Linked DNA regions of Mus musculus: regions 2 and 3 are each linked to region 1. The links are chromatin contacts, found by Hi-C or POLR2A ChIA-PET in ENCODE. All regions are on one chromosome and are shown on one strand. Each heading gives the region's core, a stretch centred on a gene start or an enhancer-like site at or near the end of the contact. The rest is flanking DNA. Distances are from core to core; before and after follow the strand shown.

Region 1 (4,639 bases), core at 1,015-3,514:
AAGGCAAGATGTTGAGAGGTGATTCTAACCTTGGCATGGCCATGCTTGCCAGTCTTCGAAGTAGACATCTCGACGATCTTACATGGCCGGCCTTTGAGCACCACAAAACCATTCTTACGTAATGCTGAGCACTGCATTGGGAAGGTGGCTGAGGCCCCTGCATCTCCTGTCTCGAAGTCCAAATCATCTGCCATTTTAAGAGGCTTCGATTCCAACTAAAGCCAAGAAGAGAACTAGGGTCAGTAACGATGGAGGTTAAATGAGATCGCTGATCTATCCCATTCCTCCCTAAAACACTGATCCACTTCCCCTTCATTCATTACCCACCTAAATAAAGTTGCATTTCCTGCTTTGAAACTGGAGTCAAACATATTGAAGAGCTTGAGTATTGGGGGTAAAACAGCTGGGGATCCCCTGGGCCCCCACAATGACATCTAAAGTTGTGGCTAGGGAAAGGAAGCCTCCTGGGAGTTGGGATGCCAAATCCCAGAGATGAGGAAAGGGCTACTTCCCGGGAGCGAGTAGGACTCAGGTGTTACTCGCCACTGAAACCAACCACCCCCTCTTCCCCACACTCTGCCAGGACTATAATTAGGTGAGCAGCAATGAGCCAGCTGAAGGGCGGGGCTAATGGAGGGGTGGAGACGGAGGACAAGGCCCCACCCAGTTGTTACACCACCCCCCCACCCTGTCCACACACAAGCCAGTCATTGGTACAGGAAACCACAAGGCCTCTTTGGGGGATTCCCGCCTCCAACGTGCACTTGCAGATGCAGTCAAGGGAGAGAAAGTAGTTTCCTAAAGGATCCCACTGCCAAACATTTCGATCTCAGTTCCCGAAGGGAACTCAGCCTTTTGTCGATGGCCCTCCCACTTTTCCCAGGATGCACCAGTCCTGTCGGCTTTTCAGGCCCAGCCTGTACAGTCAGTAGAAAGTGAGGGGTGGTGAATGACAATAAAATGAAAGCAAAAGATTCGTAGTAGTAATAGAAATCGTACTAGGCTGGCAGAGTAAAGGACTTTAAAACACAGTAACTCCCAAACAAAACACGACAGGGAAGGCACTGGCATGGTGAAGATCGAAGATCACCGCAGGGGAACTAGAAGCTCACTACTTTCAGGCGCTGTCGGCATGGGCCGAGAAAGAGTTGGGCATCAGTCCAATCGCCCTCAGTTTCCCCACTTTTCCCGGTTTCCCCAGCAAAGCAGTACCACTTACATCTGGCTGGACGTCTCACTTCATATGAAGACTGAGGGATGAGCTCCAGAGGCCCATGAGGCTGGGGAACACTAACATATGCCTGCAACGGGCCCTGCGGGATGAGTGAGACCCAAGGGTAGGGTCTCTCCCGCACGCCAAAATCCAAGGCTCCGGAGAAACCCAAAAAAGACCAGAGCTCCTTGCGCTGAGGGTTGCCGGCTCGCGCCCACCATGTGGTCGCCCGGGGCTTCCGGTGGCCCGGGCCAGGGGGGAGGGGTCCCCGTGCAGCCATGCGGCCCCGGTCAACGTTCGGCCGCATGGCCTCGGACCCCGAGGGCAGCCTCCAATGGGGAACACTTCCGGTGCTACGGCTGCCCCTGCCCCAAAGCTGCGCCAGGCCAGGACCATGCCGCCTCCCCTCCCCCCGCCGGCCGCCAACCCCCTCCACATGCCCTCACCTAACAGCCCCCTCCCCCACCTCACGTGGCCGCGCAGCGCCGGTCCTCAACCGCACAGGAGCCTTTGCCCTGTCTGGGCCGATCTGGCCCCGGGCCCTCGCCCCGGCGTGGCCGCCTGGCGGCCTCTCCCGCGTGGCGGCCTCGCGGCTCGCCGTCCCCCGCCCTGCGTCGCTCCAACGTCACCCGGCCGGCCCCAACCGTCACCCCTCGCGCCAACCGGGCCCTGCACCCGCCTCTCCGCACCTCGCGCCGCTCCCTCACCGAACCCGTGCGGCGACAGCCGCCGCTCCCTTCTGCCCCCCTCCCCGACCCCCGCGTAGTTCCGTCTCTCGTTCGTAGCTCAAACCGAGGTTACGCGCAGGCGCGCCCTGCCCGCTCTCACCTCGCGCGAACGCACTGACTTGACCTGGTCCGCTCGCCGCGAGCCCAACTGCTGCCTCCGAACCCGCTACTGTGCTGCCGCCGCCGCCGCCGCCGCCTCTAGCGCCGCCGCCGCTGCTGCACACGGGTCTTAGTACGCAGGCGCCGACTCCCCACTGACCAACCAAGCAGCCCTATGACAGCCGCGCAAGCGTGCTAGGTAGCTCCACCACCTTCCACCCCCGCACTGCGCAAGCGCATGGACCCTCCCCGATCTCCACCCTCTCTCCCACCTACCCATCGGATGACGCACACACGTGACCCCGCCCCTTTCCAGTCCGTAGTGCTTCCAACCAGTCGGCAATGCGCAGGCGCACCGGGTTTTTTTTTTTTTTTTTTAAATCCCTTCAACCTCTTCTTCCCTCCCCTTGAGCGACAGCTCGCTCTACCGGGCAACCCTTGCGGCTGCGCAATACAGAACCCTGCACTCCACACCCTCCGAAGGAAACGCCTGGGTCTCAACGCATGCGTGTTAGGAATCCTAAACGCCCCTTCCACCTCAGACGTCGTCCCTACGCGGGGTGTTGAAAAGACCACGCCACTGTGCTGCTTGCGGCGTCAAGAACGCATGCGTCTGAGCAGGCGCCACACCTCGGCTTTAACTGGAATTGAACAACTCACAAACACGTTTCTGAGAACCTTTCTAGTTAGGTGTGTGGCTCTTCTCCGAATCGCTGTCCCAGCTCTGCACGTGCTCAAGAGACTGCTTTCCGTGGGAGACTCTGCTCTCACGCTAGTGTGGTCGGATTACAACCATCCCGGCTTCGGTACTTTACACAACTTGTGCGCTATAGTTTCAGTATCCAGAGCTATCCGATACAAGCCACCATCTTGTCTAAACCCTGGTTAGTGTTGATTCCTAAGGTTCGCATAGAAGCTTTTCCTTTCTAAATCCTAAATAAAGAGAACTACATAGCGTTTCCGATTGTTTTCCCAGGTCGGCTTGAGGTTTCTAAAAGGAAATGTCTAATGTTTCTTCCAAAATCAAACTCCCTATGAGAAGAGTGGCTCTGGACCAGGCGACACAGACTTTATTGCCAGATCGCTAGGAGGCTGAGACTTGTTATAAAGCCAGCACATAAAGTTGGTCTTGAAATTTATGATGCCTGTAATCTCTGAGTTTGAGAAACTGGAGCAGGAGAATAGAAAAAAACAAAACAGTGCAATATTAAATTACTTTGACGTTATCTAAAGATGAGCGATCAGGATTCCTACTCCTTAGATAATGCAGGCGTGGTGGAGCACTCCCTTAATCCTGTAAGAGCCAGGTGGGTTCAAGGCCAGTCTGGTCTGTACAGTGTGAATTCTTGACTCAAAAGCAAAACAAAAAAATCTGGTCTAGGAATCTAAACCTTTTTGGTGGTAGTGGTGGTTTTGTTGTTGTTTTTCAAGACAGGGTTTCTCTGTGTAGCTCTGGCTGTCCTGGAACTCACTCAGTCGACCAGACTGGCCTTAAGATCCACCTGCCTCTGCCTCTCGTGTTGGGATGTAAGGCATGCACTGCCACCTATAGTTTTGAGAAATCACTTCAAATTACTGTACTTTTAATTTCTTTACCACTAAGTAAGGATATTAAATGATATCTTAATCTCCAACTTACTGGAACGCTTGCAAGCACTTAATTGGAATTATTACGTGTTTGTGTAGCACAGTAGAACTATCCACCCTATATCTTTCAGTCACTTTTCCTGAATTTTCTGTCGTTTTCTGTGGAATGCCAGCACTGAGAAAGCTGAGATCAGCAGATCAGTAGTTCAAGGCTATGGTAGCCTACATAATCCAATCCTAGCCAGGCACAGGGCCTGCCACCCTCCCTCCCTGTAATTGCAGCACCTAAGGACCCAGAGGCAGAGGAAGGAGGATGGGAAGTTTATGGTCATTCTCTGGGTGTGGTAATACATGCCAGTAATCCTATCTCCTGGCTAAACAGGAAGATTGCCAGCCTGTGCTACATAGTAAAACCCTATTTTAAAATTCTGTCCCAGTACTGAAAAAGATATGAACTTCTGGACACATGTGACAACTGTAAAAGCCAAATGGTGCAAAGCTTGGGGCTAGGGCTATTCAGAGACAATTAGTAGAACTGTAAATGTCACAAACACGATACACAAAAAATATATTAGTGGTTGCCTAATGCAAAGGATTTAGGGAATGGACCATAAGGGAGGGGGAAAGTGGGATGAATCTTTTGGCAGATTATAAAAAAAAAATCCTAGACTTATCAGTCACACACCTCTTCAGGTACTAAAGCACAGCTTTGGCCTGTACTTGCTCGTTTATTTGATGGTACCAGGCAGTTGAATCTAGGGCCAGTGAGTGTTCAGCAAGGATCAAGCTGTGCCTACGTCCCTTACCTGTTTGTTTGTTTGTTTGTTTGTTTGTTTAGCATAATGAAAATAGATTTGGTAATGAAAAGAAAGAACCCCTGAGGTCGGAGGGATAAGACATGAGCTCACTATAGAGCTCTGGCTGTCCTGGAACTCATATAGACCAGGCTGGCTTCAAACTCACAGGAATTCTCCTGCATCTGCCTCCAAGTACTGAGATTGAAGTTATTCAC
Region 2 (4,639 bases), core at 1,578-4,077, 130 kb before region 1:
TTCCACTGTAGATTCCCGGGACTGAATTCAGGCTGTCAAGTTTACATTTCAAGAGCTTCTACCACTGAGCTATCTCATCATCCCTGTGTATGCTGCATCTATTTTTTGCTTGTCTGTTTTAAGAATCAGGGCATCTGAATGTAGTCCAGACTGGCCCTGAATATACAGCAATACCCCTGCCTCACCCTGCCCCTCCAAGTGCTAGCATTAAAGGTCTGACTTACCACGCTTGGCTTCCTTTGCCATATTTGCAGTATTGATCATCATCCCCAAGTTGCTGACCCCACCAGGTTCACTGAGCATCCATAAGAGAACCTGCCTCTCAGCCTTGGATGTGAGAACCACGTCCACTCACCAATGAAGGTCCCTTCATGAATGTAGACTTCCTGCCTCTCCTCTCCTTCAGGATCCAGGCCCGTCTTCAGGCTGACCTCAGAGCTGTCATAGCTGTAGGAACTAAACACCATGGTGCAGTTCTGCCAGTCAAAGGGGAAGTAGGTGACCTGGATGGAGGGGAAGACACTGGAGCTGCCAAAGACCTGGCAAGGAAGGACTAGGGGAGTTTGGAAGGTCACTGGACTCGGGTTACAAAGGAGAAGGGAATCAGAAATATGGCAGGCAACCTCTGAAGAAGGCAGAATCCCAAAGCAAGGATACAGGGCAGTGGAAAGTCAGGGCAGACAACCGAGAGGTTTGGGTCAGGAGGAACGGTGGCACTGGATTGGGAGTAGCTGGGGAGTCAGGAAGCCTGAGGTCAGACAAAAGCTTGAAAACCTGGATGCTGCAGCTGCTGCGGTACAGGCCAGGGGGTTGCCAGCGCACAGAGCCCTCGAAAGATACCACAACATTGATGTCCAGGGCAACGTCGAAATTTCCGTCATTGCTAAAGGGAAGAGATTTTTCATATGGGATCTGGATCTGTCCCCCGGAGACCCTGCCCCTTCCCCGATGGTACACACACACACACACACACACACACACCATGGCTTACCCTAATCCCCTCATGCCTCAACCCCGCCCAGGCTTTAGAAAGACCCTACTTGTTCAGCAGCACCACATCAGGGAGCCAAACGGATTCAGCAGTGATGCGGAGAGAATCGATGCCATCATGTTCTGCGGGGTCCCAGCTTAACCTGTAGTCGGTCCACTCCTAAGGAAGCAGAGGCTAAAGGGCTGTTCAGGCTAAAGGGCTGGGAGAGGCTTGAGGTGTCAGAAAGAATGCCAGGAAGAGGGTGCAAAGGGGAGAAGCACAGGGCTGAGAAAAGGAAAAAAGGTTCTGGCTATGCTGTCACTGTCTGGGATTCACGTCAACTGGTTTCCTCCGCCCAGTCCCGAGCCCTGGACTGAACTCTCTTTTTTCAGTCTCAAACCGAAGAAGGGGCCTAAAGAGATACCTCATTGGTTAAGGGCACTGGCTACTCTTCCAGAGGACCCAAAATAGATTCCGAGCACCTACGTGGAAGGCCCAAACATCTGTAACTCTAGTTCCAGGAGAACAGGGGCCCTCTTCTGGCTTCCACGGACACCAGTTATGCATGTGCTTCACAGACATATGCAAGCAAAACACCCATTCACATAAAATAAAAATAGAATAATTTAAGAAATAACTGAAGAGATTGAACTAGCCACCCTAAAGTGATGTTCAACCTGCATGCAGTTCAGGATCTTTCAAGGATGGGAATTCAAATTAGTGATCCCCAAACTTGTATCTTAAATTTGTTGATCGAAAATTCTGTTTCAGTTATTATATGTGTACGTTGTGAGTTACTATTAAAAAAAAATCTTACTGGGATGAGGACTCCAGGAGATTAATATAAAGGAAACAGGGTGCCTTTCCCTAACCCACGAGGTCTCCATACCAGGTCTAAGTACACCTTTGTGCTCATTTCTTCATCCTTCTCGTTCTAGAATGGAAAAGTTAAAAGGCAGAAGTGAAATGAAGTGGGTGGAAACGAGGGTTCGGTGAGTTACTTTCTCCATGGAATCTCTAGTCCCTTTCTCTAAATTGCACCTTCTTGGGTGCAAACTCCATCTCATATCAATCTCGAAACACCAGCCTTGGTGCCTGCTTTCCTTTCTTTTACGTCGAGGTTAAGTCACGGGCCACGCCCGGCGTCTAATGGATACAACTCTGAATCTCCGCTCAGAGTTGTTTATTGACTGCTTAGGTACCAAGCTCTGCTGGACTTTGCTAGAATATTACACAGCCCCGCCTCGAGGTCCTCCCGGTAGCAGGTCCTTCTGCCCCAGCTCCGCCTCAAAACCCGCCCACAGGCGAGTTAGCAGAACAGTATTCTGTACCTATCATAGAGGCCTCGCCCATGAACTAGTTCATTGGTCTGATTTTTACCCAATCACCGCCAAAGGCTTGTCTGCCTCTTAGCATAACCCGCCCGCCCCCAGGCTGTCGATCTTCTGGGCAGCGTCTAAAGCCACGCCCCCAGTCGGTCCTGCCCAGCGACTCCACCCGCAGTGCCGCTCTCACCAGGCTGATGAGTTGCGCCAGGGTGAGGCCGATGCTGACCCCGACGCGGTCTCCCACCTCCCGCGCCGGCCTCACCGAGCTATCATAGTTGGAGAAAAGTTTCTTAATCAGTTGGCCTTCGGCTTCCGACCCGCGGGCGCCTGACGAAGGAAAGCACTAAGTGACGCTCCCGGGGCTGGCCGTGACCATTGCTCATCACTGCCTCTTGGAGACCCAAACTGACTTACCTGGGGCGAGGGGCGTCCCGAGTACCCCTAGAAGCAGAAGCAGCGCCCCTAAGGCCATGGCCCTGCCTCTTTCGCTCAGTGAAGTTTGTCCGGATAGCGGCCTCAGGCCAGGGGAAGTGACGAGGCGCCCAGGAATGTGCACCTGTTGTCGGGGGACCAGACGCCAGCCCACCCGCCCCGCCCTCGGGACTTGGTCCCGCCCGGAGCAACTGCAGTCGCCCTCCACTCACAAATGTCAGATAACACTCCGGTTGTATAAATCATCTTTAATTACAGAAAGCATGAAGTGGAGACCCCGTCCCCTGAGAGCAGTGCCAGGAGATGGGCGGAGCCTGAGCGGGGTTTGTATGAGGGAGGGGGGCATCTCTTGCAACAAGCCAGAAGTAAAAGGGCCTGAGGAAAAGTGACCTGTCTTTGAGCACTAGCCCCTCCCTTAGGACCTCAATAGACGTTTCCACCTACATCTGCTAGACTCAGAATCTACCTCCTATTTTACTAGAGGTTCCCCATGGCTTTCTCCGTTTTTCAGGTCCTTTTTGGGTACTTAGAACCCACCTGAGGTTTAAAAGCTGTAAAGTAAAGTAAATTCTATTTAGTTAGAAGCTCTGGGGATACATATGAGGTCTGGGAGCCCAAGAGGCTCCTCGTTTCCTAAGCCTGACCTGTAGAGGGCTCGGAGAAGTTGAACTTATTGCTGAGTTGGGGGTCTCTCTGCTGTGAGGGGGAGTCAAGGCTGTGTCCCTATTTGTCCTTTTTAATTCTAGAGTTATTCTCATTGTAGACCTTAGCTTCCTGTTGTTTGAGACAGGGTCTCACATAGCCTAGGCTGGCCCTGACCTCACTAGGTAGCCCAGGCTAGCCTTTTATTTCCTGATTCTCCTCCTCTCCTTTACCTCACAGATGCAGCATACCATATCAGAACGAAAGTCCTCAGCTTTAAAAGGGATCTGGAAGGAATTCCTGCTGAGGTAGCTAAGTGTTCAGACACAGGTTCAATCATACCATGGCATTTTCTCCCTCTCAGCTTCCCTTCTAGGAGCCAGGTATATTCTTCCAGAATTCCTGTATCTTTCCCCAGACTCTTGTCTCCCTGGCAGAACCCTAGTTGGAATGCTGAAACTAGAAACCATGTAAAAGTAAGGTTAGTATTCTGGAGGGACTATTTTTAGAAAATTATTTAGGAAAAGCAAGAAGTGGTTCTTGATCCGTTCAGTACTGATTAGTTCTCTCTCTCTCTCTCTCTCTCTCTCTCTTTCTCTCTCTCTCTCTCTGTGTGTGTGTGTGTGTGTGTGTGTGTATGTGTGTGTGTGTATTGGCTTTTGAGACAGGGTTTTGCTATTGTAGCCCAGGATGGCCTCCAACTCAGGATCTGTCTGATTCAGCCTCCCGGGTGCTGAATTACAGGTGTGTGCCACCAAGCACAGCTCAGAGCCAATCAGTTTTTAATTAATCATAGCTGAGTTCTACCCATAGCTCATCCTTTAATTGCTAGAGAAAGTGGAAGGGTAGGTCTAGAACTTACTCTAGTACAATAATATGGCTATACAGGCCCTAGCTCCATCCGGGAAGAAAGGGCTGAGAGTCATGGGCTATGTCCTAGAACTGAGATTCAGGAGGAAGTATGGCTCCAGAAAGGTCTAGAATACCACGTTCTAGAATTGGGTGTCTCTGGGATAAGAAGGTTTAATCAGTGGTGACCTGAGACTGGTCCCAATTCAGACCAAGGCCAATTGCTACAGTAGGGGGCCTCTTTTTTAAAGCCAGGGGTGGGAGGTGTCCATCTAGGACAAGGATAGACGTGGAAAGGATACATACTTGGGTTCCAACACAGAACATAGGGATGGCCCTGCCTGGCTGGGGTGACCAGCTCTATCAGAACCTGTCCAGACCAAGTCAGAAGGTAGAGCAGAGAGAGAAGGAGATGCAT
Region 3 (4,639 bases), core at 563-3,062, 96 kb after region 1:
TGTGTGTCTGGGCCCTGACTCATGCTCCACAATGCACTGCGTGGTGGGGGCGTGGTCTTGGGCCTCGATGCATGGTGGGAGCTGAAGTTCCGACGTGTGCCCGGTCCCTGTATTCTACCTGACCTAGGGTGATCCATCTTCAAACGATCCGTTTTCTTTCCCAAACTCTATAGAGCCGCTGGTCTAAACTAAAGTCTGATCCACTAAAAAGGGAAGAGATTAGATAAGAGAAGGAAGAATTAAATGACTAGAAGGTTGGAGGTAGACTGGAGGGAGGACTTCCTAGCTAAAGTTAAAAGAGAGAAAGGAAAATATCAGATGCAGAGACCTGGATTATAAGGAAAAAAATTCTCCTTCAAATAAAGAGGGGCGTGAGGTGGCAGACTCAAGCTGGGGTGTACTCTAAGCGAATTCTGAGATCTAGAAGATTTCACCAACTTAAAACACTTCTAAAAGCGCGTAGTAGGCACCTCTAGTCTCTCATGGACTTTGGGAGATAATAAATCACGATCACTATGAATTTGAGGCCACATAGACCCTGCTAGAGTGAAGACTCCAAATACATAAGTCTTAGGAAATGAATACTTTTTTTTAAAAAAGAACTTTATGTGTGTCTCTGTGTGTCTGTATATTAGCGTGTGCACATGGGTGCAGTGCCTATAGATACAGAGACCAGAAGCTGTGGAGCTGGAGGGAAGTTGTGAGTCTCCCGACGTGGTTGCTGAGAACAGAACTAAGGTCCTCTGGAAGAGCAAAATGCATCGTGTGTGTGTTGTATGGTTTTTGTTGTTGTTGGTGGTGGTTTGTTTTTCTGAGACAGGGTTTCTCTGTGTAGCCCTGACTGTCCTGGAACTTACTCTGTAAACAAGACTGGTCTTGAACTCAGAAATCTGCCTGCCTCTCCTTCCCAAGTACTGGGATTAAAGGTGTGCGCCACCACTGCCAGGCTAGTTTTTTTGTTTGTTTGTTTTTTAATTTATGTATGTGAGTACACTGTAGCTGTCCTCAGACACATCAGAAGAGGGCATCGGATCCCATTATAGATGGCTGTGAGCCACAATGTGGTTGCTGGGTATTGAACTCAGGGCCTCTGGAAGAGCAGTCAGTGCTTTTAACCCCTGAGACATCTCTCCAGCCCTCCCTTTTTTTTTTTTTTTTTTAGGCTTTAAAGGTTTATTTTAAAATTTTTATATATATGAGTGTTTTGTGTGTATATATATATATATATATATATATATATATATATCCCACCAAGGTCAGAAGAAGGCATTAGATCACCTGCAACTGGAATTACATACAGTTAGCTGTACACTGCCATGTATGTGGACACTGGAGACTGAACACAAGTCCTCTGCCTAAGAGCAACGCATGCTCTGATTGCTGAGCTGTCTTGAACCTCATCTAAAAGTCTGCTTATGCGAGTGTGCACTCACATAAGCCCTTATCAGAAGACAACTTCCAATAGTTCTCTCCACATTTATGTGGGTCCCTGATGACAGGCTTGGCAGTGAGTTCCTTTACTCAGTGAGCCATGTCACTGCCCCCGACCCCTTCTCAGTATGGTCAGGCCTGGGGAGAAAAAGAGCTTAACTCTGGGTTGCTGGGACTGCCTTAGATAAAATCCTCTTTCCCACTCACAGAAAAGCAGCTAAATTATGCCTGGCATTTGGGAAGGTACACTATGCGGAGCAAAGTGTTACCTGGTGACCTGGGGAAGAATGGAATCTAGACCGATTGTCCACTTTACTAGCTACAACTGCGTAGGCTGAAGGCAGCTCAACTTCAATCTTGGCGGATTAGGGAGATTAAATCGAGAGAAGAGAGATGTCCCAGAGACCAAGAGGTGAAAAAAAAAAACCAACCCGGGTCTTTGAGGGGGTGATCTGGATCTGGGATGGGGGCCCAGGGGCTCCTTCTCTTCCTGAATCTATCCATGGTGTCTGGAAAAAGAAGACAAAGGCTGGGAAACCTTAGATGACTAAGTGGGTAAGTGGCTTGGTCTCGATCCTTTGTCACTTGCTTTTTTACCAGCTCCCAGGTCAGCCCTCTGGCTACTGGCCCCCCCACTACTGCGGTGGGCACCTCCCCTCCTCACAGTGCTGCACAGTGATCTCTTCCAGGCCTTGCTGGGTGAGTAAGGCTGGTGTTCTGAGGGGCCACAGTGGACAGGGCTGGCCTGTGGTATGGGGTCAAGCATTACAGGTTCTAGGCTGGTTGGAAATACTCAGAGCATCTAGTCCAGGCTCTCGCTTGTATAGAGCCATCACACTGTACCTCCTAGCAGCATCCATCCTAGCCGGAGGAGCCTCTCTTGACACACAGAAGCCAGGGGTAGCAGGGGTGGCCAGAGGGCCCCGGGATTTGGGAGGGTGACTTAATTCTGTTCCTGTGACAGACATCCTGGACTATTATGAGGCTTGTATCTCAGAGAGTCAGGTAAGGTGATGACGGTGGGTGCCTGGCTTCCTGACTGCCTGAGCTGGCAGGACTGGAGGGACAAGAGTACATTCTTCTAATTCTAAACTGAGACTTAGGGGCCCAGGCAACATGATCCCTAGTACTGACTGAGGAGTTGGGGCACCAGCAGTGCTGTCTGTGGGCAGCCAGCCCTATGCCCTTTCTCCTTTCTTCTCCCCTTTCTTGCATTGCCCCAATTTCAATACCAGGAAGTCCAGGTCATACTTAATTACTTTTCAGACTTCTTCCTGTGACTCCTAGGGGAGAACTAGGTCCCCAAGATTCTCTACTGCCAGCCCCTCCCTCAACCCCTTACCCCACGCTATGGCCTCCCTCCTGCACTCAACCAAGGAGGGATGCTCCCCTCCCAGCTGTGGGCTTTTTTCCTCTAAGGAGGAATTCCATCCTCCTCATCTTTGCTGTCATCACCGAGGTTAGCCAGGTCTCCATGTTTGCCGTAGGGCCTCTCTGCTTGTGCTTCTAGCTCCTTTCCCATTATCCGGGTTCCTGCCAGCAGTGAAGGAGTTAACACTGCCAAGGCACCCCCCCCATTCTGGCTCCTAGCTCCCTCCCTCCCTCCCCCTGCTTCCTCTCTCCTCCTCTCTCCCCTTCCCTCCTCGGCTCCGCGGCTACATCGGCCGCTGCCATCTCCAACCCCCCCCACCCCACTCCCCCGCCACGGCCCCTAGCCCCTGGCCGTTTGGCAAGACCCCCGCATACCCCGGGGCTTCCCGAAATCCAGTTCCCCTCCCCCATCCCAGCTCATGCCCCAGCCCCAGAACTCCGGGGCTGCCAGCCCCCTGTGCCCCTACCCCTCCTGAGAATCGGGGTGTGCTCCTCAAGCCCCCTCCCCTCCACTGGGGAGCCCCTTTTAGGGTCCCCCCTCCCTTCCACGCTCCCCTACCCTTCTCTTCTCCAACCTTCTCCTTCCCCTCTCACCCCTCCCCCCATCCTGGCCCCCCCTGCAAAAGTGGGGTGCGGAGGGGGGAGGGGTGAGAACCCACCGAGGGGAGGAACAAAACTCCAATGAAGTCAGAGCCCCCTACTCGCCGCCGCGGCCAGGCCCCCCAACATGGACTGTCTCTGTATAGTGACAACCAAGGTAAGCATGATGGGGAAGCCGTGGGGAGGGGGAGTAGGTAATGAATTTGTGGAGAAGGGTTAGGTAGGCCTTATCTAGGGCTGCAGGCACTGGAGTGAGAGCCTCAGAAGTAAGATCTATTAGAGGGGGTCACAGTTTAGTTTTGGGGTTCACATCTGAGAAAAGGATGGATTTGGCCACAGGTGCCTCCTGGAGTGATCATTTTGTACCTATAAGGAAATGGAGAATCTGGTGTTTGGGGTGGCTTGGTGAGCTTTAGTGTTCACCAGCAGTGTTTTGAGGGCAATTTATTTAAGGAGAAGCCTGCCTGCCTCACATGGGAGTTCTGCTCATATATGTGGGAAGGTGGGCTATGTGAGTGTGCTGGGGGGGAGGGTTGTCTTCCTTTCTGGGCAAAAAAGCTCATTTTGAGATACTGACCAATTTTTGGGGGGTCTCTTGGCATGAGGGTAAAGGTTACTGGTTGTGAGTGTCTGGCTTGTATGGCGGTGTCAACTAGCAGGTAAGGGTGGGCCTTCAGGTGGTAGAACATCTTGTGCTAGACATGTTTGGGATGCTCCTGCTTTGAGGGAATTGTACATTGAGGGTTTAATTATGTGGAATAGAGTGACCTGGGAGTTGTCAGAGGCCTGAGGCCTGATACAGCCTTACCTGAGAGAATGGACCAGGTGGGATTAGGATGTGGGGTACTCCCCTGGGAGCTAGAAGCTTGCAACAGCTGAGGTTGCCATCTCCTAAGAAGGATGAGGTTTGGGGTAGCAGGAGAGAAAGAAGGTAGTTGAGGACCATGTGGGTGGTACAAAATTTGGGGGTAGCCCAGGCAGGTGCCCAGTATTCCCATCTCCCACATTTTATCTAGCCCTGGTCAAGAGAACAGAAGAACAGATGCGGGGGGGGGGGGGGGGCAGGGGATGTTACCCTTACTCTTGGGAGGACTCCTGGATCTCAGGAGGCTTGTGAGGTCAAGAGGCCACTGGGGTAAAAAGGTGTAGGAAGAGGGCAGGGCTGGGGGGGCTGGAACCCATACACGGGTACAAGGGTGTCCCTGTGATCAGAGCCTGGAAAGAGTGGGATGGAAGC

Evidence for each region. A loop is a pair of places that touch in the nucleus more often than their neighbours do. ChIA-PET counts read pairs that join two places held with the same protein, here RNA polymerase II (POLR2A).
Region 2: POLR2A ChIA-PET joins it to region 1 with 10 read pairs in embryonic stem cell. The contact joins the promoter of Chrnb1 here to the promoter of Eif5a in region 1. POLR2A ChIA-PET finds 5 or more read pairs at or near these places in 5 of 5 experiments (Patski and embryonic stem cell).
Region 3: POLR2A ChIA-PET joins it to region 1 with 26 read pairs in embryonic stem cell. The contact joins the promoter of Dlg4 here to the promoter of Eif5a in region 1. A Hi-C loop is called at or near these places in 2 of 37 maps with a recorded cell type or tissue (heart and v-Abl transformed pro-B cells). POLR2A ChIA-PET finds 5 or more read pairs at or near these places in 4 of 5 experiments (Patski and embryonic stem cell).

The regions. Positions count from the first base shown.
Region 1 is chr11:69,919,122-69,923,760 of GRCm38, forward strand. Eif5a (eukaryotic translation initiation factor 5A) reads right to left here and starts at 2,265. Exons shown (of 6, transcript NM_181582.4): 1 at 2,042-2,265; 2 at 30-215. The coding sequence starts at 194.
Region 2 is chr11:69,793,110-69,797,748 of GRCm38, forward strand. Chrnb1 (cholinergic receptor, nicotinic, beta polypeptide 1 (muscle)) reads right to left here and starts at 2,828. Exons shown (of 11, transcript NM_009601.4): 1 at 2,713-2,828; 2 at 2,486-2,625; 3 at 1,860-1,904; 4 at 1,041-1,150; 5 at 775-883; 6 at 356-503. The coding sequence starts at 2,770. Fgf11 (fibroblast growth factor 11) reads right to left here. Exons shown (of 5, transcript NM_001362623.1): 5 at 2,959-4,639.
Region 3 is chr11:70,015,391-70,020,029 of GRCm38, forward strand. It overlaps Dlg4 (discs large MAGUK scaffold protein 4), which reads left to right and starts at 1,813. Exons shown (of 22, transcript NM_001370675.1): 1 at 1,813-1,843; 2 at 2,032-2,130; 3 at 2,396-2,436. The coding sequence starts at 1,825. Acadvl (acyl-Coenzyme A dehydrogenase, very long chain) reads right to left here and starts at 38. Exons shown (of 20, transcript NM_017366.3): 1 at 1-38.